Linked DNA regions of Mus musculus: regions 2 and 3 are each linked to region 1. Evidence: chromatin loops called from intact Hi-C (ENCODE). Cell type or tissue: left cerebral cortex. All regions are shown on one strand.

Evidence for each region. Hi-C counts contacts between places; a loop is a spot of excess contacts. Peaks named below come from ENCODE experiments on the same cell type or tissue, not always from the same donor. Only the 100,000 strongest peaks of a DNase experiment are listed, where the experiment ranks them.
Region 2: it touches region 1 in a loop (6-fold over the local background); 14 of 42 quality-filtered maps call a loop at or near these places.
Region 3: it touches region 1 in a loop (3.0-fold over the local background); 4 of 42 quality-filtered maps call a loop at or near these places.

Annotation. Positions count from the first base shown.
Region 1 is chr1:121,323,650-121,331,649 of GRCm38, forward strand. It overlaps Insig2 (insulin induced gene 2), which reads right to left and starts at 4,375. Exons shown (of 6, transcript NM_133748.2): 1 at 4,042-4,375. In left cerebral cortex, a CTCF peak has its summit at 4,201; DNase peaks (open chromatin) are centred at 3,624 and 4,275; H3K4me3 peaks cover 2,388 bases; H3K27ac peaks cover 1,688 bases.
Region 2 is chr1:121,564,919-121,572,918 of GRCm38, forward strand. It overlaps Ddx18 (DEAD box helicase 18), which reads right to left and starts at 3,062. Exons shown (of 13, transcript NM_025860.3): 1 at 2,873-3,062; 2 at 963-1,250. The coding sequence starts at 2,957. In left cerebral cortex, a CTCF peak has its summit at 3,127 (motif pointing left); DNase peaks (open chromatin) are centred at 3,062 and 5,812; H3K4me3 peaks cover 1,626 bases; H3K27ac peaks cover 609 bases.
Region 3 is chr1:120,590,197-120,598,196 of GRCm38, forward strand. No RefSeq gene overlaps it. Among named protein-coding and RNA genes, the nearest start is that of En1, 8.3 kb to the right of the region's middle. In left cerebral cortex, CTCF peaks have their summits at 4,517 and 6,380; a DNase peak (open chromatin) is centred at 4,551.

The DNA of each region.
Region 1 (8,000 bases):
GGAGACCATCTATTCCGGGCTGTATTTGAGCTTCACGCAAAGGAAAAACAAAAATGTGTATGTGTGCATTTTTTTCAGAGTTCATACACGTACTCAAAAGTCTCCAGTATCCAAAGTCAACAATGAGCCATCATCAGATGAAGTGTGGTGACCCAAATCTGCTGAGGAGAAGCACCCCAACCGCTATGTCAGATTGGGCTACAGAGTACATTTCAAACCAGCCTGGGCTACTGAGACCCTGTCAGAAAACAAAACAAAGAGGAGGAGGAGGAGAATGTGGAGGAGAGGAGGAAAATGTAGAGGAGGAGGAAGAAGAAGAGGAGGAGGAAGGGAGGAAAGGAGGGAGGGAGGAAAGGAGGGAGGGAGAGAGGGAGAAAGGGAGAGAGGGATGGACGGATGCAGGCCGGCCCAATCAACCTAACAGTTCTCTCAGTCACTTTAATAGCGTCACACACACAGTCTGCAGATGAATTAACAAGATCAGGAAAGAACTACTACAGTGGAACAGAGATATAATCCCAGCACGTGGGAGGTGGAAATAGGAAGATCTGGAATTCAAGGCTGTCTTTAGCTACACAGTAAGTTCAAAGCTAGCCAAGGATATATGAGACACTGACTCAAAACAAAACAGAAAACTAGATCTGGGCTGGGAGAAGTAATTTCTGGGTCCTCTTAACGTGTAAACACGTACAATAATCTGGTTGGTCAAACACATAGGAAGTTCCAGGGAAGTATTCATTACCTCCTAGACAACAGTGAAGTTTCTTTTCAAAGAAAACTATGTTTTATGGGCTGGGGAGATGGCTCAGAGGGTAAAGGAGCTTGTGATACAAGCCTGATAGCCTGAATCAAATCCCAAGATGGAAAGATTTAACTTCTCAAAGTTGTCCTCTTGTTTCCACATGTGTGCTGTCTCATGCAAGCCCCCCACCTCAGCCCCTTCCCCCTCCACCACCACTGATGACCAGTCATAGCAAATTAAAAATTTTTAAATAAAAATTTAAAAGCACACTTATAATCTCAGCATTAGCTAGGTGTGTGGGGTATGTTAAAGGCTCTGGGAACAAATACAGCATAATTTACTTTAAAGATTCTTAAGCTATTAACACTTTTTTGAAACAAATATACCTATATTTTAAGTATTATTCTTATATAAAAATGAAATTAGGTTCTCCAAAATTTTTAATCTTATTGAAAAACTTAGATCATAAAAAGTATATATATATTTTTAAGCTAATACCTCAATGGCTCCTAATGAGTCAATGGTAATAAATAGGCCAGTGTTTTTAATTCCCATTGTACGAAATCAGATAGGCTAATATGTCCTTTTCTTTTCCTGTTTGAAACAGGATTTCACTTATGTAGTCAAGGCTGGCCTCAAATCTCTTGATTCTCCTTCCTTGTTCTCCAGAGTGTGGGGATTAGACTTGAGCCTCCAAACCTGGCTTAACTTTCCAAGATGGCCAGTCAACCTAACAGGCAGCCATGTCTGGGCTAACCACTTTGTCTCCATAAACAGAGTTCCTTCCACCTCTCTGCACAAACACCACACAAGCATCTTAGGTAACACATAGGAAACTTTTTTTTTTTTTTTTTTTTTTTTTTTTGGTTTTTTCGAGTCAGGGTTTCTCTGTATATCCCTGACTGTCCTGGAACTCACTTTGTAGACCAGGCTGGCCTCGAAGTCAGAAATCTGCCTGTCTCTGCCTCCCAAGTGCTGGGATTAAAGGCGTGCACCATCACCGCCCTGCAGGAAACTATTTTTAATGTCCTCATGAACTACTAACTCCAAAACAATGCTTTCTACAATTTAAGAGAACACTTGACAAGAGGACATGCAGTAAGTATTCTACCTTGAGCCCTGATCTACAGTTTCCATAAAGTGCATGAATGAACACAGAAAAACAGTTTGCATAGTTTAGCTACTAGATCAGTGACAAATTATCAAAGCTGAAAAAATACTACCCATGTGACTTAATAGTGATAATGGATTCATAGCATTGCTTTTAGATAGACGAGAGGCCTAAGTAATTCTAGAGCACAAGCAAATCAAAGTTTATGTTCACCATCAAGATCATGCTCTCAGGTAAGAAGCATTTGAGAAAGTATAGAAGTGAAATATAGGAACTTAAGACCTAGCTGGAATTTAGGCTTCTTCTGTTTTTTGGGTTTTTTGTTTGTTTGTTTTTTGTCTAGGTCGTTGACCTCAAACTCAATATATAATCAAGAATGACGGTGAACTTATGATATGATTCTCCTGCCTCTACTTCCCAAGCACTAGTATATCCATCACGCACCACCACACCTGGTAAATCAAGTAACTTAACCATTTAGTTGCAAGCAAACAGGATTATTCATTTTTCAATAACTAGTGTCACATTGGTAAGTTTGCATTCTCAGATGAATCTCTCTTCTGAGACTGGGTTAGATACATTAACAAATAAAAATGTTAAATTACTACCACCACCACCCTTTTTTTAACACATGCTGTGCTCATTAGAACGGCGTTCACAAAACAGAATACGCATCAGCAGGACAAAACCGCAATTCCATGACATGCTTTAACCCTCCTTAAATAAAAGCATACAGATATGACTCTCAAAAGGTGCGTTAGAAGCTCTAGGAAGAAAAAGTGCCGTTGCTCTTCTCTCCCCACATTAAAACCCAAACACAGAAACCATTAAGCAAGCAGCAGTCACACAGCGCACTGCTTTAAACAGAAAGCACAGAAAGCTTAGTCCTTAAAAAATGTTATCTACTGCTTGGTGATAATTTTCTACACACAATAAAAACAGTGTTTTTACTGAACTGTCCTTTATCTTTTCCTTTTCAGTATCTCTATCTAAAACACAATTATCCGTTTTTAAAGCATCAAATTTCCCCGAATACAAAACGACTCATAGATTGGTCATTTCATAATAGATGCGAGCTGAATACTATGAAAACAAGTAATATCAGCGGTTACAAATCCAGAAAAAACGATGGAGGAAGAAAACATCAGTCATTGTTTTTCCCCCGCAGGTCATTAATTAACAGGGGACACCCCTTTATTCATTTTCATTCAGTAGTTCACTGTCTGGGCCAAACCCCAAAGCTAGGGGGGAAGGGGGGGCAGAGAGGAAGCCCCGCATGGAAGCCTTGGTTTTTTTTTTTTGTTTTGTTTTGTTTTGTTTTGTTTTAATCCAGAACTGGAGACTGTCTTTCATTGCTGTGGTCACTGAAACCAGCCAACATAAGTGTCCCAACAGTCAACTCAATTTGCTCTTTCTCCAAGAATTTCCTCATCAATCCTACAAAACAGTAAACACTTCGGGGTATCTATTTCACCCAACGACATAGTTCACACTACCCGTGAACAACTTTTCACTTAAGTTTTAACTCCTTTCGTGTCCCTAAACGCCATCCTCAGCAAAGCACTGTTTTCCTTTACCAGCCGGCTCATCCCCAAAGAACGACGCTAAAGCCCCACTTACTATCACCAACCGACTTCTAGGCCCTGGCAACAACTGCTTGGCAGCACCCACTGATACATACCTAAAAGGTATTCACTTCCGATTCACAATCCCTACTCTTCAACTCAGGAGTCCTCTTATTTCGGTAGATTCTAAACTTCCTACGGTTATGTACCTAATTTCCATCCATCTCCCATACAAGCCTGAGTCTTCCTCCCAGACTACAAGGCACCGAGTCCGGGCAGGTGTACACTAGACAGCTGGCCCATCTCTGTCCCCAAACAGACCTCCAGGGTCGCCCTTTCCGCTGTCCTCCAGCCTTCTTCCACTCTGACAGTCTTCCACTGTCCAGGGACCTCGGCATCCCCCAAAGCCTGTCCCTCTATGAGCCCGCTGGTTTTTCCCTAGATCTCGCTGACCTCTCTCCAGGTAAGCCGGGGACCCCTCGCCCCAGCAGGCCCCACCTGCGGGTCCTGGATCCCCCAACACCAGCTAGGAGTGTTGCCAGCCTGCGACGTTAAAACATAAACAGCTCCTCTTCCCAAAAGCCACCGCCGTCCTCGAGCCGTCCCCGGCCAAATAAGCTCACCTGAGCTCTGCCCGGAGACCCCCAGTTCACCCCCGCCTCCGCCATCTTCAGGGACCGGCCCCCGACCTACTCCCCTCCCACAGCTCCGCCTGAGCCGCACTGCGCCTGCGCCGCCCGGCGGCTTCACGCTGACGGTAGGGGCAGAGGAGCTTCCGGTTGCCTCTGCGCGCACTGCCTCCGCTCTGCGGAGACGGGGCAAAAGGACTTCCGGTGTGCCGGGCACTCCGGGCTGGAAGGAGGTGGGGACCCTGTCTGGGAGGAGGAGAGGCTGCGAAATCAGCTGTTGTTGGTGCCCTCGGGAGTCAGAGGTTCTGGATGGGCATCTGGACTCTGTGGGCGGAGTGAGGGACTCGTGCGCGCACGCACGCGCAGCCCGAGACTCCACCCTCTGCGTGGGCCGCAGTTGCCAGCCGGGTGACAGGCTCCACGGTTGTCGCCTGCAACTTCTTCCCGCCTTGGAGTGTGCCTCAGTATCCTTTCTGAATACGGATTAAAGGCAGCTCTTTGCATCAGCTCTCGAGAGACTTGGGTCAAAGACCAAGCAACACAAAACCTTATCACCTCTGTTACTGTCAAAATTTGACTTAAAGCGCTTCCTTCTTGAGACAGGGTCACACAGTGTATGTAGCCTTAGCCGGTCTGAAGCTACCCAGGTAGACCAGGCAGACCTCGAGAGCTACTTGTCTCTGCTTCCTCAGTGCTAGGATCAGAAGTGTGCGCCACCACGCCCAGCTAAGACCTTCCTTTTAGAACTGGAAACCATAATTAAGAGAATGGATAGTGTGCACGTTGGAGATGGTGCAGATGAGCTGTTGTTTTGGATGGAAAATGGTACAGAGAAGTTTTGTTTTCTTTATTCCTTGAAGATTTTAAGGACTTGAAGTTCGAGTGGGGAAGTGGAGTGCGAATCCGGGAGATGTGTCAGGGAAGTGGGGAGTAAATATAAAAATGCATTGTATGAAGTCCTTAAGGACTCTTTTTTTTTTTTTTTAAAGAAAAATTTCATACATATACAATACGTTTTGATCATTTTTCCTGCCCACCACTACATTCCTCTACAGAGTGTTTTTAAAGGCTAATAAGTGGCTTGATTACCACCTCTGGGCTGTTCACTATATCATCTTTTGGGGAGCTTAGCCAAAAATATATTATGCTTGTGGTCTGATTGCATTGGTCTTAAGGAGAGTTTTGTAGGAACTATGGGCCTAAAGTAATTGCTATAATTTAGCAAGAGAATGTCATTTGGTTAAATGCCTTTGTTTTCATTTACTTTGAACTAACAATCAGATGCATCTTTAACAGTTTCTGATCATTTTATCAACACATTTATTTCTTAAAAATAAGAGAAACTAAACTTGGACCAAAAGACTCAGCATGTAATAATATGGCTTTTCATGTATTTCTAATGGTTTTTGTCTAGCTAATCTTAAATTTAATTCCTGCAGGTTTTTATGCATAGTAATTGAAAGCCTAGGCTAATTATGCTGCACAGATGAAGAGTTTTATAAGGAAAAATAAAAATACACATGGGATAACCCATATTATCCATGATATGATATTTTTGTCAACTTGGCAGGATTGAGAATCGCTATGGGAATACCTCTGGGTGTATGTCTGAGGGATGTTTCTAGAAACATTTCAGGAAAGAAGGAAGGAAGAAGCACATGGATGTGAGCAGCCCCAATGGGGTCAAGAGCTGAATAAAAAAGAGAAAGCTCACTGAGCATCAACACTCCTCTCAGTTTCCTGTTTCTTTCCTGTCTCTTCAGTCAGTGTGACCTCACTCTCGCCTCCATGCCTTAGCTATGGTGATGGCCTGTGTCCTTCCTTAATGGGAGCCAAAATAAACCCATCCTCCCTCAAGTCCTTTTGCCAAGCATTTGTTTTTCACAGCAACATGAAAATCCAGAACAAACTGATGTCAGGGTATGACTTAAGAGGGCGGTGAGATCATATTTATTTTGGCTTACTTTAAAGTTGGTTCTGTGCCATTGGACTGCTGGTGAAGACTTTTTGAAAGTTCAGTTGTGTCTCAGCACTGACTCCATATGTGAAGTCAGGTCCAATTGGTCCTTTTTTTCTAGGTTTTTCTTTTTATAGATATGAAGTAAAATAGTGAACCTGCTAATTTTTAAAGTCCTTTTAACCACTAGAAATATCAGTGATTTGATAGTTCTGCTGTTGCCCTGCCCCAATAATACTTCTTGTTTGTTCTTTCAATGAGAGAGACCATTGGGCAAATTAGAAAGAATAAACACTGCAGCTAAATATAAGCAAACATCCACAGAAGTCACTGGGCTGCTTTTACTTCCCTAAAAGCTTCATTTACTTCTACAAAGCAAAAAAAACAGTAAGAACTTTTGCTTCTTTGAGATTATAAAATGAATCATTTACAAGTTCATTTATCTCTTCTACAACTTCAACCTGAGCAGCTAGCAGACATCTTCAGCCTTAATGGTAATTATTGTATGTGGGCGGATACTTCAGTTAAGGTTCTGAGAACCTGGCACTTGGAAATCTTACTCAAATAAAAAGCATCGAGACAGTAAAACCAAAGAACATGGCAGGTTTTTCTATTCAATGACTGGAACCCCAAATTCTAAAACCTATCTTATCTTTCTTTTATGGTAGTGTTTGTTTGTTTGTTTGTGGTCATATTTGAGTCAAGAGCTCACCGTGTAGCAGGGGCTGACCTGAAATTCACTATGCAGGCTAGGCTGGCCTTGAACCTGTAGAGATCCTTCAGCCTCTGCCTCCTAAGTGCTGGGGTCACAGGGGTCATGTGTCTGTATCGCCAAAGCTGGAGGTTTTAATGTGAAATACTGCTTTTGTTTGGCCATAGCTTCTCTAATGCCAGGCTTATGGAAATCTGCCCTAGTATGGGGATATCAACCACTGTAGTAGAACCTTTAAGATATAGGCAGGGCCTAATAAACAGCAATTATGCAATCTGGGCTCCACTCATGAATGGGGTGATTAAAGACTGGTATGAGTGAATTCATTATTAGAGAGCAGGTTGTTATAAGAAGAGCAAGCCTCTTGCCTCTCGGCAAGCTCCTGCCCTCTTACACGTGTCTCCTCTATATTATCTACCATGTTGCCTCATAGGTAAAAGGCCCTCCCCAGGTTCAACCAGCCTGGCCAAGTGTCTTAGACTTTGACCTTCCAAAACTGTGAGCTAAGTAAAAATCTCCATAAAAAGGACCCAGTCCCAGATAGTTTATTATAGCAAGCATAACAAAACAGACTAACACAGATACATAACTTAAGGGGCCTAAAAGGAAATTTTGCCTCTTTAAGATTATTGGATGAATCATTTCTTAGTTCATTCATCGCTTCTACAACTGTAACCTGAGCAGCTACTAGACATCAAGCACTGGACCTTAAGAAGAAAGTAAATGGACAAATTGCGCTTACAGTCTAGTGAGAGAACCACAATAAATGGTTAAATTGATATGTAATAGCAATGTTAGTTATTTCTCTCATCGCTGTGATTAAATACCTGACAAGAAATGACTTGAGGGTAAATCAGTTTATTTTAGATCATGTCATAAGAAAGACTGCAGTCTGTCATGGTGGGAAAGTCAAGGGGATAGGCGCGTGAGTCTGCTGATCACATTGGAGAATGGACAGGAAATGTGACTTAACTACAAAGCCTCCAGGCTCAGCCCAGTGACCACATTTCTGCAGCAGGGCTCCACTACCTAATTACCACCAGGAGCTGGAAACAGTGTCCAAACACATGAGCCTGGGGGAGATACTGCATATTCAAACCACAAGTGTTAACAAGATGTACCTTGAATTAACAGAGATACTTGGAGACTAAATGTGATTTCAAGTCAGAGTTGAAAACTGTGAAGGATCTGCGGAGGGCAGGCTGAAGAATAACTCTGAAGATACAATAGCTGGAAACTCAGTGTGTTCCCAGAGTTGGCAGAAAGACTGAGTCTCAAGGATGA
Region 2 (8,000 bases), 240 kb after region 1:
GAGGCCAGCCTGGTCTACAGAATGAGTTCCAGGACAGCCAGGGCTACACAGAGAAACCCTGTCTCGAAAAACAAACAAACAATCAAAAAAACCCAAAAAACAAAAAAGGATCACCCCACCCCCACAACAACAATTATCTGTGTAGCCCTTCCTGACTGTCCTGGAGCTCAACTTACTAGACTGGCCTTGAACGAAGATTTGCCTGCCCCTGTCTCCTGGGTGCTGGGATTGACAGCGTACACTAACACCGCCTGCCTCTAAAGAAGGGTATTTGAAATCCCACTAAGCAGTATCAGGGCAGCAATTGTGAGTTTCACACTTCAGGAGGAAAGAGGCACATGTTCGACTAAGGCACACAGTGCCCTGTACTATCTGCTCACTTGAAAAATCAATGTCTTATTTATTCACAACTTTCCTACAAGTTATCTTACAGACTCTGCAAGTAAGTACTTATGGGGAAGAGGGCTTACAAAAATATATGGGCAAAAGACAAGTAAATCAAGAGATCAAAGAATGATTAATGTGAAGTACCTTCACACAGAAAAGCCTGGGAGATACTTCCCATCACCATCATCCCATCACCATCATAGATCCATGTTGTGTTCGAAATCACGGAAATATACAAACCCAAAAGACTATGTGATGATAGATCCAGTTTATTTACAAAGCCCAATGAACTGCTCCCTAAAACCCATAGTGGAGTATTATAAATCTAAAGAAATTCTTATCAAATTTGAACTTTTCCCAAGGGCAGCTAACTTAAAACACATACAAATCTAGGGAAAACCTAAAACCCACTTCCCTTGTCTACCAATAAAAGGTGTCTTTTAGCTCCCAGGGTAGACTCATGGTGGTGAGCATAGGGGATGCTTCACACATACAACAATAGAGAAAAGTGACCAAGAGCTGAAAAGCTATCTGAATGACCAATATTAAAACAAAACAAAACACCAAAAACCTACCAGGCCCGGCATCATTTGCCATTTTCCTCTTTTTCTTCTTTTTCTTTTTTACTTCTGAATCAGGAGGTGGTGTTGGTGCTGCTTCTCCGTTGGCTAAAGTTGTGAGTTTCTGGGGTGACTTTTTAACTTTGCCATTTTCCAAGGTCTCCTCAGGCATGCCTCCACTTTGTGCTTCTGCTGAGTCCACAGGCACAGAACGTTTCAGGGCCTTTTTCACTTTTCCACCTTTTCCTGTTTCTTTAGGCACATCTCCATTTTGAGGTTGGGACAGGCTTGTGTCTGATGTTTCTGTTTAAAAACAGAACTTACACTGTGACAAGAGAAAGCTTACTTATAAACACTGACCTTCACAGGAGAAATTATGGGTTTTCTGGAACCCCAATCATTTAGTTTTTCTTGTATGTTCACTGTTAAAACCAAATATTGGTACTCTATTATAGAAAAGGCACATTTTCTTTATGGAAAAAAAAAATGTCAGTAAAGGAAAGTTGTTTTAACTTCAAAAGACCCTATCTGTTTACGGCTATATAGAAATTTGTGACAGAAAAATGTCAGCAAGATCACATAATTAAATCAAATGATTAGTAAACAGCAATGAGGAGAAATATATATTTTAACATTAAGCATTTGGCCTGCTGGTGTTGGCACACACCTTTAGTCCTAGTACATGAAAGGCAGAAGCTGGTGGATCTCTATGAGTTTGAGGCCAGCCTGGTATACAGAGCTAGTACTGGAACAGCCACGGCCAAGTGTCTGATAAATATAACTGAATGATATTTACTTCGCATTCCCACAATTATTACTTATATAATTTCACTTCATTCAAACCCAACTTTCCTAGACTTTGGTGAACTGAAAATTCAGTAAACGAAAACCACTCATTAAAACCCTATTAAAGCCCCAAACTATCCTCACAAGTTTTCCATTTTCATACAAAGAGAATGAAGGCAACACCATCTTTAATTTACATCATTACCCACACCAAGAAGTAGCTACTAAGTAGCATTAATTATTCTACAGGTACTAAGTGAAGGAACATCAATACTTTTGCCTAAAATCCACCATCCCCTCTGGGATGTCTTTCAAATACTATCTGTTGAAAATTGCGTGGGTCTAGACAATTATTCAGCGATCCTCAACATACTGATCTCTCGACCCCCCAACCCCCACTACAGTTGTCTCATACCAGATATTTACATTACGATTCATAATAGCAAAATTACAGCCATGAAGTAGCAACGAGGTTATTTTATGGTGTGTGTGTGTCAACACAATATGAGGAACTGTATTAAAGGGGTACAGCATTACAAAGGCTAAGAACCCCTACAGGTAGGTAACCTAAACAAGCTACAGAAACTGCAACAAGAAAGTGACATGTGTAAATTTTTCATTTAAGCCCTTGTGCCAAAACCAAGACGTTAAGGAATTCACTAAGTTGTGCGCGACAAAAAACACTGGGAGGGTTCTGCCTAACATATGAAGAGGATCGCTGCAGGAATGAAAAGAACGGGTTTGGGGGAGAGAGCTGTATCACTGGGAAAGCTCCGAGGAAAACAATTCGTAAGTTTGGGCAGGGGATGAGATCGAGCAATTAAGTGAAAGTCGGGAACCGTAATGGATACAAAGTTCTACGTGGGGACTAAAGATGCTGATGGGGGGGTCTAGGGTAATCTGCAGGTTTTCTTGCCAATAGAAAGTTGGGGAAGAAAGTCCGAGGCCTCCCGCTTTCACCCTGAGTCGAGAAAGCCACGCCGGCAAAGGGCAGAACCAATGAAGGGTCCACGGGGGCTGGGACCCAGGCGGCCTGCTCGTGCCGCGCATCCCCGGCTCCCGCCGGAAGCTGCCCAGCGCACCGCCGAGTTCCTGGGTTCCCCACGTCGTTCGCCAGTGCGGGGTTCAGCACAGCTCACCTTGCAGCTTCAGGTTTCGCTGCCGCAGCTTGGCATTCCGCTTCTCGATCTTCCTGCGCAGGAGTTTCATCTGTAACTGCGACATCTTGCCAGGCCGCCCAGCCGTCTGCACCGAGACAGATGCACGTGCGCAATTGCAAGTCGGAAGTGTACCGCTGGAGCCTGCGGACCCGCGGGGCGGAAATGCTTCGGGCGGAAACAGTTCCTGGTGAGAGCTGGGTTCCCTTTGGAGACCGAATTTCCTGCAGCGCCCCCTGGCGACTGGAGGACGACTCGTTGTGAACCCGTTCGCCTTGCTAATGGCCCCAGAGTTTTACAAACCAAGACTGCACAATAAAAAAGCCGATTGGAAGACGGAATTCCTTGTGGCTCAGAAGAGTCTCTTTCCCTTCACTGCTAGAGAGGTGCCAGTATCCTGTCAGAAGAGGTTTAAGTCTTAAAACCTTCTTGGGAGACGGGGATGGTGGTGTTCACCTTTAGTCTCAGCGTGAGGGAGGCAAGAGCAAGTGGATCTCTGAGCTGAGACCAGCCTGGTCCACAGGGCAGCACTCCACCCCTCCACCCCAGTGCCTTCCAAACAAAACAAAAAGACTAAAGAAACAAAAACAAAAACCCAACAACAAACCCACTTCAATTTGGACCCTGTATCACACAAACGTCTTTTCTCACCGTATAGTTTTCCCTCAATTTTTCAGGGCGTTGCACTCTTCTTTTCTTTTCTTTTCTTTTCTTTTCTTTTCTTTTCTTTTCTTTTCTTTTCTTTTCTTTTCTTTTCTTTTTTTCTCTTTTCTTTTCTTTTCTTTTTTTCTCTTCTCTTCTCTTCTCTTCTCTTCTCTTCTCTTCTCTTCTCGTCTCTTTCTTTCTTTCTTTTTCTTTCTTTCTTTCACTTTTGTGCTAGTTTGCGGTAGATGTATGGTGAATGACATAGGTAAAACACTGAATTTTTACACAACTTCCACGAAGACAGAAACACAGTTACAGAAAACATACCGACAGGGAAGTTCGTGCGCTGCCTGAGAAAGATCCTGGTTTCAGGATGGACATTTGGGTGATGTCTTCCTTCAGCCTCCATTGTGCATAGATTGTGTGTGTGTGTGTGTGTGTGTGTGTGTGTGTGTGTGTGTGTGTGTGTGTGTGTGTGACAGAGAGAGAGAGAGAGAGAGAGAGAGAGAGAGAGAGAGAGAGAGAGAGAGAGTCAGCAGTCAGTCAGTCCCGGGATGGGCATGCAGATAGAGTCTTTAATTCAGTATTGCAGTTCTGGGTATTGAACCCAGGGCCTCTTTCATGTCAGTCACCATTCAATGGAGCTACACATTACTCCTAAGTCTATAGAAGTATTATAATTGGGGCTGAGGAGATGCCTTAGTCTATAAAGTGATTGCCTTGCAAATACAAGCCCTGAGTTCCATCTACCTCTCATAGGAAGAAAGCCAGTTGTACTGGTGCTCAGAGGCCAGCATCCCTGTAAGACCAGGTCTAGGAGAAACCATGTCTCAAGATGGATAGTGACTGACATCTGTGATGGCTATTCTTGTTGTCAAATTGACTACCTCTGGAATGAACTACAATCCAGAAAAGGAGGGCACACCCGTGAAAGATTATTTTTCTTGGTCTAAAGTGGGTGAATACACTTCTAGTTCAGACCTTTGAGGGAAGAAGACAAACACATTTGATCTGGATCTTAAGGCTGGAAGGTACACATTTAATCTGGGCCACATCTTCCACTGGAAGGTATAAGGACATGAACATGGTCTTTGCCTGCTTGCCTTGGTCTTGCTAGCCCATCTTTTCTTCACTGGCATTAGAACCTACTTCTTTGGGATTTCAGCATATACTGAAGACCAACTGAGACCACCTTGTGGCCTGAGCAACTACTGGATTCTTGGACTTTCTGTTCACAGCTAGCCACTGCTGGATTAGCTGGTCTGCAGTCTGTAAGTCATTCCAATAAATTCTATCCTGTCTGTCTGTCTATCTATCTATCTATCTATCTATCTATCTATCTATCTATCTATGTAGAGTCATCCTATTAAATTCTGTTACTTCAAAGAACTCTGACATCCAAGGATATCCTTTGATGAAAACACACATGCACAAACATGCGCGCGCGCACACACACACACACACACACACACACACAGGGGTGGAGTGGAGAACATTTAAATTACACAACTATGCTTTACCCATGCTATTCTTTGAAATTTCTCCTGGGATCCTTGAACCAAGAATAGTGTCGTAAAGTAAAATGTAGATTCTTATATTTTAATCAGAGAAGAAGGGCTTTGATTCATGGGATAAATCAGTCTGTTGTACCAACACCTTAGAATCGTTAGAAGTAATGATCACACTTGCTCTAATCTCTGAAATAAGGCTCTTTCTTTACCTTTGTTGTTGTTGTTATTGTTGAACTGAAGATTAAATCCTGGTCTTTAGGCATAATGGCAGGAATCATATCCCCAGAACACACGAAGTGATCGTCTATGATCTTTTCAATACCATTTTCTACAAAATTCACCACTCTATAGTATATAGGAGTCTTCAAAGTGCTGCATTACTGTAAATATTCTATAAATTAGCATGCCATGCTGCTATTTCACAGCCTGGTTGTCTTTAGGCAATCAAATGGCTGTTGCCTGTAGGGTCACAAAAGCTATAGGGCTAGAACAGACTAAATTTGAAATATTTTCTTTGTGTGTGTGTTTGTGTGCACTTGGGCATGTGTATATGTGTGCAGGTGCCTATGGAGGGCACAAATCAATGACCTGTGTCTTCTTCAATAGCAAGTCTGTTTTATTGTTTTGAAACAAGAGTCTGTCACTGAGTGGAGAATTCACTGGTTCCCCCGGACTCTCTGCCTACACTTTCCAGGAATCTTTCTGTCTCTGTCCACGAGTTTCACGACTACAGATGTCTACTGCTAGTCTGCCGTTTACTTGGTTGACGGATTCAGACTCAGGTCCTTATGCTTGCACAGCAGGTACTTTACAAATGAGCTGTCTCCTCCGCCTCTCACAAATGATATTCCAGTCACTCTCCATGAAAAACTAGGAACAGAAATATTCAGGATTCAGCGACAAATCCAGATGGAACATATTTTTGTGTCTTTGAAAGTTTGATGTTTATTGCTGAGCTCATCCTTTACAGGGATATCTGGTTACTTTAAAATTAATTGTTGCATGGTCATGGTGGCACATGGCCTTTAATCCCAGCACTCAGGACACAGATCTCTGTGAATTCAAGGACAGCATGGTCTACAGAGCAGGTCTAGGACAGGCAGGGTTACACAGAAAAAATCTGTCTTGATAAACAAAAACAAAACAAAAAATTAATTGTTTATCTCTGGGCTGTGCACTCTGAACACAATTTATATCAAGTATTTATTAGACATTTGAGCACATTCATAATTAGTTATTGCGTTTGTATCTGAATTGTAGGTTTTGACCTATCATTAAAAATTGTAACATAGTAGGTGTTGTATTTTATACAAAAAAGAAAGAACCGATCGGCGGGAGACATCTTGGTTCCTGGATTCCACCAAGACTAGTCTGCACAGGTGAGAGTGTGGACTATAGAAGCTAACAGCTTCTGGGACAGGCAGGAGGCACAGAGCTTCTTAGGCAGCCCCCTTTTCAGGCTCCAGACATCCGGGCACCTTCCTTGCCAGAGGATAGGTGTCCGCCCGGCCTGGGAGGGCTTTGCAGGAGCACCTGGGGGAGCCATCTTGATTCCCGGATCCCTCTGAGACTAGTCTGTGCAGGTGAGAGTGTGGACTACAGAGGCTAACAGCTTCTGTGACAGGCCGAAGCAACACATCTTCTGGGACAGGTCCTGTTTTGGGCCTTCATCTTCGGCCAGGAGGGAGGTCCGAAAACCAGATATCTGTGCACCTTCCCTGTAAGAGGAGAGCTTGCCAGCAGAGAGTGCTCTGACCACTGAAACTCAGAGGAGAGAGCTAGTTTCCCAGGTCTGCTGATAGAGCCTAACAGAATCACGAGAGGAACAATCTGTAACCAGAGACAACTATAACAACCAACTCCAGAGATTACCAGATGGCGAAAGGCAAATGTAAGAATCTTACTAACAGAAACCAAGACCACTCACCATCATCAGAACCCAGCACTCCCACCTCGCCCAGTCCAGGGCACCCCAACACACCTGAAAAGCTAGACCCGGATTTAAAAGCATATCTCATGATGATGGTAGAGGACATCAAGAAGGACTTTAATAAATCACTTAAATAAATACAGGAGAACACTGCTAAACAGGTAGAAGACCTTAAAGAGGAAGCACAAAAATTTCTTAAAGAATTGCAGGAAAACATGACCAAACAGGTGATGGAATTGAATAAAACCATCCAAGACCTAAAAAGGGAAGTAGACACAATAAAGAAAACCCAAAGTTAGGCAATGCTGGAGATAGAAACCCTAGGAAAGAAATCTGGAACCATAGATGCAAGCATCAGCAACAGAATACAAGAGATGGAAAAGACAATCTCAGGTGCAGAAGATTCCATAGAAAACATCAGCACAACAATCAAAGAAAATGGAAAATGCAAAAAGATCCTAACTCAAAACATCCAAGAAATCCAGGACACAAAGAGAAGATCAAACCTACGGATAATAGGAGTAGATGATTTTCAACTCAAAGGACCAGCAAATATCTTCAACAAAATTATAGAAGAAAACTTCCCAAACCTAAAGAAAGAGATGCCCATGAACCTACAAGAAGCCTACAGAACTCCAAATAGACAGGACCAGAAAAGAAATCCTCCCGACACATAATAATCAGAATAACAAATGCACTAAATAAAGACAGAATATTAAAAGCAGTACGGGAAAAAGGTCAAGTAAGATATAAAGGCAAGCCTATCAGAATTACACCAGAATTTTCACCAGAGACTATGAAAGCCAGAAGAGCCTGGACAGATGTTATACAGACACTAAGAGAACACAAATGCAGGCCCAGGCTACTATACCCAGCCAAACTTTCAATTACCTCAGATGGAGAAAAAAAAGTATTCCATGACAGAACCAAATTCACACATTATCTTTCCATGAATCCAGCCCTTCAAAGGATAAAAACAGAAAAAACCAATACAACGACAGAAACCATGCCCTAGAAAAAGCAA
Region 3 (8,000 bases), 730 kb before region 1:
TGTCTCCCCAGAGCCCTTCAATCAAGTCATTGCATCCTGGTGAGGTAGAGGCAGGAAGGGGAGGGGAGGGAAGGGGAGGGGAGGGAAAGGGAGGGGAGGGAAAGGGAGGGGAGGGGAGGGAAAGGGAGGGAAGGGGAGGGGAGGGGAGGGGAGGGGAGGGGAGGGGAGGGGAGGGGAGGGGAGGGAAGGGAAGGGAAGGGAAGGGAAGGGAAGGGAAGGGAAGGGAAGGGAAGGGAAGGGAAGGGAAGGGAAGGGAAGGGAAGGAGGGAAGGGAAGGGCAGGGCTCAAGGCTGAAGAAAGCCTAAAGCCCATGCCCTTTTGGCTTGCCAGCAACTTGACTTGACCTTCTTAGAGGGAAGATCGAAAAGTGGGATTATCTGAAAACCCAAATTTGCACAAGGACCCAGGATCCCAAACAACAGGTCAAGGATACACAAAATTGGAGGCAAGTAGTATCTGAACCCCAAACCACAGGGGCTGGGGAATCAGTCAGGGCTCACCTGGTCCCTCCTTACTCTCTAGTTGATGTTTCCCCTAAGTGCCTAAGTGATCTGTTATTATTGTTATCAATAATATATTGTTAACCATTCTGTTATTCAATCCATTATGTCTCTCCAGCCTATATTAGTTCAGGCTTATAGGCAACTGGCTCCAGGGTCAGAGGCTGCAGTTATTTAGTGAAGAAAGCCAGGGTCCACAGTGTTACCTTCCAGGCAGTTTAGGGGTGGAGCCTCCACCTATGCTGAGCTCAGCCTCAGAAGAAGCCAGGCTCCCCAGGCTCCTCCTAAGACATATTTGAGCTCAGCACGAGGCTCTCTGTGAATGTGCTTCTTAGAACATAATTACCACCATCAAGATTATTGTTTGAATTAGGCATTTACATGACACTTAATATTTCCAAAGCATTGTGCTCCCATTTAATTAGTTTTTCCTTGCGACATTCCTGTCGCACCCACACTTGATAGCTTGGGAGACTGACAGACTGAAGAGATAAAGAGTAAACCCCGATGGAGTGGGGGCACACCCTGTACAATCTCTAGCTTCTGGCCTCTCTGGTGACCCAGCCAAGAAGAGCCACCCCCCATCTGCATATCTCTCACCCCAGCCCCCAGCCGCCTGAGGTCAAGGCGGAGAGGGGAGGAGGGGGGCAGAGTCTCTTCCCAGGTAGATTTTTGGCACAAGGTCCAAATACCCTTCAGAAAAAGTTCAAGTTCATACCGCAGACACCCTCGGTCTCTTTCCAAACCTTTCTATTAAAGGTCCCTATAAAATTCTGAGGCTGTGATTCCCAAACCAAGGAGTCTCCCGGAGGAAGCTTTTAGCGTCTCACAAGCCTAATGGGCCTGTTAAATGATGGAGCAGGGCAGGTCAGCGCTGGGCTCATGAGACCTGAGACAGATTTCTCTGCCTTGAATCCAAGCAGGATGTTCAAAAGTCCTGAATCGGTCTCCTCCCCTACCCTACCCCCACCCCCTCAGCTCTAAAGCTTCCTCTCCCCCCACCCCGCACCCTCAGATCTAAAGCTTTCCCCCTTCCTCCCCACCCCCACCCCTTCAGCTCTAAAGCTCTTTCTCTCTCTCTCTCTCTCTCTCTCTCTCTCTCTCTCTCTCTCTCTCTCTCTCTCACACACACACACACACACACACACACACACACACACACACACACCCGCACCCTCAGTTCTAAAGCTTTTCTCCAATTCTCTGAAGGAGAAACTTTATGGAAAGACAGCCGAGACGCTACTCTGTGGGGCCCACCACCCAAGGACGGCAGCAGCCCTCTTCTGTCCAGCTCTCCACCATAGCTAGTAGCCTCCAGCCTTTTCTCTGCCCAGAAAGCCCTGAACCCTCTCGGGTAGCAGAATAGAGAAAGAAGCTCCACCCACACTGATTCTGGGTTGATCCAGGTCCTGGGAACAGATGGGGTGCCCTGAATTGTGTAACCTGGGTCTTCTGGTAAAGCTGTGCCTTGGTGTCATCCTTGCTTGCAGCCTGAGTGTCTTTTCATCCCTATCTCATGCCCACTCACCACCGGGAGGTCTCCAGGCATCAGGTATTCCATGCAAGATGCTGACAGACAAATGGACAGCTGCAGGAACAAGATTGTCCAGAAGGGTCTAGAAAGTCTAGATTCCTTTGTTGTTCAGAAACCCATTGGGAAAAATCTGGGTCCTGGCTGTAGTCCTGCAGTAGGGAACCCCACTGTGAGCTGGGGGGTCTACTCAGAGGGAGTATTTCTGGTCAACCCACTCGCAGCCCTCAGGACCTCTGATCTTGGAGGCCATTCGCAAGAAAAGAAGCAGACAGCAGTGTGAATGGGGAAGGGAGTAGGATCCGTGTTTGTGCCTGTGATGGATTGGGGAGGTCCCTGGCCCATTGTTCAGTCCTGTTCCTGGAGCCTACAATGGCAGCTGGACCTGTGAAAAGAGGAAGGACTAATGACTTGGAGAGATGAGTCAATGACCTTGGAACCAGGATCGTAAGTCCTATCACTGGCATGGGTCTGCAGAGCCACATGTCCCCATCTGCATGCCCTTAGGCCTGGTTATGTCTCTCAGTCAATTTCTGCCACTGTAGACAGTGGGTCTTGTACTGTTCTGAGGTATGTCAGGCCCAGAGCAAGCCCGGCCTTACTGGTTAGTCTTCCAAAAGGAGTGATAGTCAAACCGCCCCACCCGTATGCCTCTCCTGTCTCTCATCTCTAGGCCTCTCTGTCTCCACGTTCTTTCTATCTTTTCATCTCTCCTCTGAGCATGGGTAAAGAAAACCCTCCTGTCGCTCACAGAGGAAGGTGGGGCATGAGTGGCAGTCTCTGGGTTCTTGATGGTTCTCTGTGCCCAAGCTCGAACATCCTTCTTCCATCTGCTTCGTCTGGGTTCTGAGGACTGCAGGGAGTAAATACCAGCTGCTCTTGGGTCCCTTCAAGGCTCCTCTTAGTCACTGCTGATCCTAAAGTGCTAAGGCTGCCATCCGGGTGGTTTGTAGTGTCACAAGCCGGGTGTAGAGGACAAGGACCACCAAACATAGAGATACCACAAAAACTCAGCCAAAGAGTTCTCTGTTCCCTCAGGTCTCAGCTGGTGACCAGGTGGCCACTGTGGAGGACAAGTGACCAGACTTCTGGGACCCACACTGTATCTAAATGAGACCGGAAGTCACCATCCTCAAGCTATGTGATGCCCACAATCTAACCCCTATGGGAGCAGAGCAGGGGGTGGGGGGAGGATGGAGAGCAGGTGGCCTCAGAATGGAACTCTCAGGGTTGGGGAGAACCTGACAGGGTTCCTCTACACTGACAGTGACAGGGAAAGTCCCAGGTTTGTGAGGTTTTAAAGGAGCCTCCCTGTGAAGGTTTTGTGAGCAGGCTAGCCACCCCAGTCACCCTGTGCTTCAAATCTAGATCTGACCTTTAAACCAAAGCTACTAGGTCTGCCCAGGGAGATTCTGTCCGGTTAGTTGCTGCCCAGAGCTCCTGGAAGGGGCATCCCCGACTTCAGCCCCAGCCACACAGTGCTGGAGTCCCTGGGTCCCTGCTGGCGCGAGCTGGTGCCACTCTCAAACTTCCACAAGCTCAGCGCTGCGGTCATACTTGAGCCTCCTTCCCACATCCTATTTCTAAATTTTGATAAATCGGAAAGGGGAGAGAAAGCAGCTTGAGGCTTGATGCATCCTCCCTGGCTCTCTGCACTCTCTTTTCTTCTGCTCCCTGTCTGTCTAACAGGGATCTCATGACCTCAGAGGGTGGGGGCGGAGTAGGTCTTTGCTCTCTGTCTTGCCTTGGTCTCTGCCAGCCTTGCCCTTCTGACTGCCACCTGGGCGGTGTCTTCTCATTTAACCCCCACCCCCACCCCATAGCCATTGGGTGTCCATAACAAAAGTCCTCAGTGGACATCGTGCACAGTCAGCAAAGTCCTGTTGCATTAAAACTAATTAATCTAGGGGCTGGAAGATGGTTTGGTGGTTAGAGAGCTGAGTTTGGTTCCCAGCACCCAAGTTCAGCTATCACTTGTGGCTTCAGCCAGGGCATCTGACACTCTCTTCTGGCTACTGCAGACTCCACTCAGATGGAAGCTTGGGGTAACTGCGAAAGCTCTGACACAATTGGAATGGTTCTACATTAAATATATACAAGAGATTAGAGCAGAAAAACAGGAAAAAAAAAACTAGACACATGCTGGCTATATAATAATGTTTGAGGTGAGTGTTTGATTCAAAGTCAGGATTGGAAGCAGATCTATCCACTCCACTCCTCTGCGTTTGGAAAAAAAGGAAAGGGAGACTCAGAGACAACTGGTGTCACCTCCCAGGTCACACAGCACAGCTCAAACCAAGTGCAATCTATTGTCATTTAAGAATTTTTAGGGGACTCTTTCCCTCCAATTTTGCCTCTATTAGATGGGAAGATCCGACAGAAATCATTTTTTTTCCAGGGAATTTAGTCTTTCTCTTCTCAGATATCAAAAGCCACCTGACTCAAACTCAAACCCTGGCTCACAGCCGCGCCCGTGCAGTTCTCCAGATGTGTCGACAGGTGGCACATTTCTCACAGGAAAAAAAAAACCACACATGGCAGGGAATCCTCCTCCCCTCCCCTTCGCCTAAGGGATGCCCTCCCAAAAGCAGAGAAGGGGAGGGAATTCTCCCACTGATTACAGAAAGGTTGGAAAGCCTAGACCTTAGAAGCTGGGTTCTAGCTGTACAGTGTGGAGAGTTTTCACGGTCCACCTTAACAGAGGCCAACGAATATCTTTCCAGGAAGGCTAGGCTCACCCATGGGAGGTGTGAGCGTCCCTCAGCTAACAAACTCCCCTTCCCAGACCAGTAGCTATCTCCCTCATCTGCCAGCCCCAGCCTCCTTGGGTCCCCTTTTGTGTGGAGGAGGGGAGGAGAGGGAAAGTGCGTGCCTTTTCAATTGTGGAGATCATTGTCCTAGAGGTAGGTTGCTTAATCTGTCCATTGATTATCGACTTTGCCTATAATATTTGGCTTGGCTGCTTTGCTCGCTGAGAGATCACACTCTTGACTTCTTTGAATAATAATTTTGAGGTTTGGGACGGATGTCTTAGGTGGCCCAGGGAGGGGTGGTCTGGGAACTTCGTGGGGCCTGCCTTTTACTCCTCTACCCCCATCTTTCTCCTTTTTGACATCCCCCAACTCCTGGCTCACTAACTACCATTCAAGTCTGGAAAGTTCTAGTACCGCTGTAAAAGAAGGGACAGTCTTCAGAGGATTAAAGAATGCCTCCTCCCCTTGCCCGCATCATCACCAAGACTGGCCTAGCTTCCACTAGGCACACATGGGAGAAAGTGATAAACTTTGAGGAATGAATGGAGCATAGGGTCCTTACTGGAGACCACAGTTCCTTGTCCTCTCCTGGGACCTAGACCCAAAGACAGTCCAAGGCTCCTCCTGGCAGCTAACCAGTGCTTGGAGAGCCCTGGGGCCAGTGGCCTCCTTGGGGGAGGTGACTTATGTTCTCCCGTCTCTGAGTGTCTTTGAGCCTACCCAAATCTCCCAGGTCTCTTCTGCTCTTGACCTTGGAATACACTGCCTAGCCCTCCACACACACAATTCAAGTCCATCGTTGCTGAGTTGAGTTTCCGTTAAAACCCAAAAAGTCAGTGACTGTTTTAATCTGGATTTAAGCAGCCTCTTTGCAATTTTCAAAGACAGTCATAGGGGAGCTGGGGAGGAAAGAAAAGTCTAGGCCTCCAGCAGCTACTCTGGGTAAGGGGTCCAAGGTCCTTGCCTGTTCTTCCATGGGCTTCTAGGGCTCTCACTTACAGATAACCTCGACACCCTCCTCAAAGTGCACGCAAACGCGACACCCTCCTCAAACTGCACGCGAACGCGTAGAAGCGTACAAGTGGAGATCGTTCATTCCATTCGCACAGACACGCGCAAATCCTGCTTCTAGCCTATAAAGACATGGACCCATTGTCACTGCCCACAAGCATAAACCAAGCACAACTCCTCGAGGTATACACTTTCATACATGTGCATTCAAACTAAGTCCTTTATGATGAGAATCACACACAAACACACCCCAACACCCCCCAGTTCTGCTGGAGCAGGCCAAGCAGAAAGGTGGTCCAGAAAGGTCTCCACAGTGCAGTGACTCTGACCCAAGTGAAGGAATTGGGGCGTGGGGAGGAACCCGAGGAGACCTCTTTCTGACCATACCCCTCAAGTTCTTGAAGCTTTTCTTTCCTGACGTGCTCACCTCCCAAACAAAACTTTTCGGGTTTCCCAGCCAGTAACCCCTGCCGCACCGATCTCTAATGGACAGACATTGCGGTTTATCCAGCACCTTGCCCGGAAAGAGTTTCCCCACGCTGCAGCTCCGGAGGGTTTAAGGAGGCTGCGATTTCACCGCCGGCCTGTGGGGAGGGAAACGGGAAGGCGCTGGCCTGGAGCCTGGTGGCGTTGGGAGCGGGTTCTCGGATTTCTTCCTCCTTACCGGTCAGTGGGAGAAGAGCCAGAGACGGGAGACAGCCCACGTCCCTATGTGTGCTGAAGGAAGGAAGAGGAAGACAGACCCCCCACCTCGACAAGGAAAAAGAACACGGGCTTTGCAGTCTTCCTCACTCCCCCCCCCCCCCTTTCCCCTCTTTTTCTCGTTGATTTTTATTTATTTATTTAATTTTTGTCTCGGACTTTCGAGACGGGTCTAGACCTCTGCGGGAGCAGGAACCGATACGGGGGACTACGGCAAACCCGGAAGCTGCTCTGGCCCCTCCTCGCTCACTCCCACCCCGCATCCTCCTCCTGCTTGCAAACACTCTAAGCACCGAACCGAGCCGGATCCAGGCGGAGCAGTCACTCGGACAGGTGGGGACTGGAGTAGGTCAGTGGGTCCCCAAACCTTCTAAGGAGGGGAGAAAACTAAAGAGGGAGGAGGCCAAAATAAAGTGTCAGATGAAATGTCTAACTAAATTAATTCTAAATACCCCGCCTCCGCGCCACAGAGAGGAGTTGAGTCCAAATTGGAGTTTGGGTGCTAGGGTTTGGGAAGGGTTCTGTGTAAGAAGACAAACGGGAAGCCTGATTAAAGAGACATATATATTAGAGAAGTGTGCGGAGTCTCCTTGATTTTAGGTAGTACTGGCTTTAAAATCCTCCGGGCTGGCACCAGTCTCGCTGAATGGTTCAGCTCAAGAACCATTTGGGAGGGCTTGGGAGGGGGCAGGGATGAAGACTCTGTTTTCCGTAATGGGAGCCTAAGGGCCCTGCATCTCCACTCCTTCCTCTGGCTCCTTGCTCTCGGAAGTACAGCCTGAAAGTCGGGAGGAAACCCGCTAGCAGCGATGGGCTGGCTGGCTTCAGCGTTCCCAGGGACCAAGCAAGCGGGTGGGCAGTTGGTCTAGCTCCTGGAACTCGGGGGCCCCAGGAGACCCTTTGGAATGAATGTTAGGGAATCAGTACCCCACCCCACACCTCCATTTCCCACAGTCAAGGAAATGGCATGTGTATGAGAGAGAGAGAGAGAGAGAGAGAGAGAGAGAGAGAGTCCAGAATAAAATGTCTCCACTCCTGCTGCAACTACTAGAGGTGGTTGTGGTGGTGGGGATACACCCAGATAATACTGGCATAGTCTAAGGTGACAGCCCCACTGACAGGCTTTTTCTTGAGCTTTCTAGGAAAACAGATTGGGGGTGGGGGTGCGTTTGCTCACACACAGAGAAGGTAAAAGAAAAACTATCACCTCAAAGCCTTCTCCACACCCACCCAGGACTTTCCCGAGGCTTGCAAACAAAACTTCCTCTCCTCATTTCTTGGGTTAACTGAGAAATTTATTTTCAGAGATTTGGCTTCTGAGACTGCCCCCAATTCATTGGCTTCCTCCCACCCCTTGTCTGCCTCTTCCAGTGCCACTCTTGGCTTCTAACAAAATTCCTGAAGACCCTTAACCAGTACCCAAGAAATCCCCCTCCAGCACCCACCCACCCCATATTGTCATGCCCTCCAAATGAAGACCGAAGCCCTGAGCGCTAATTGAAT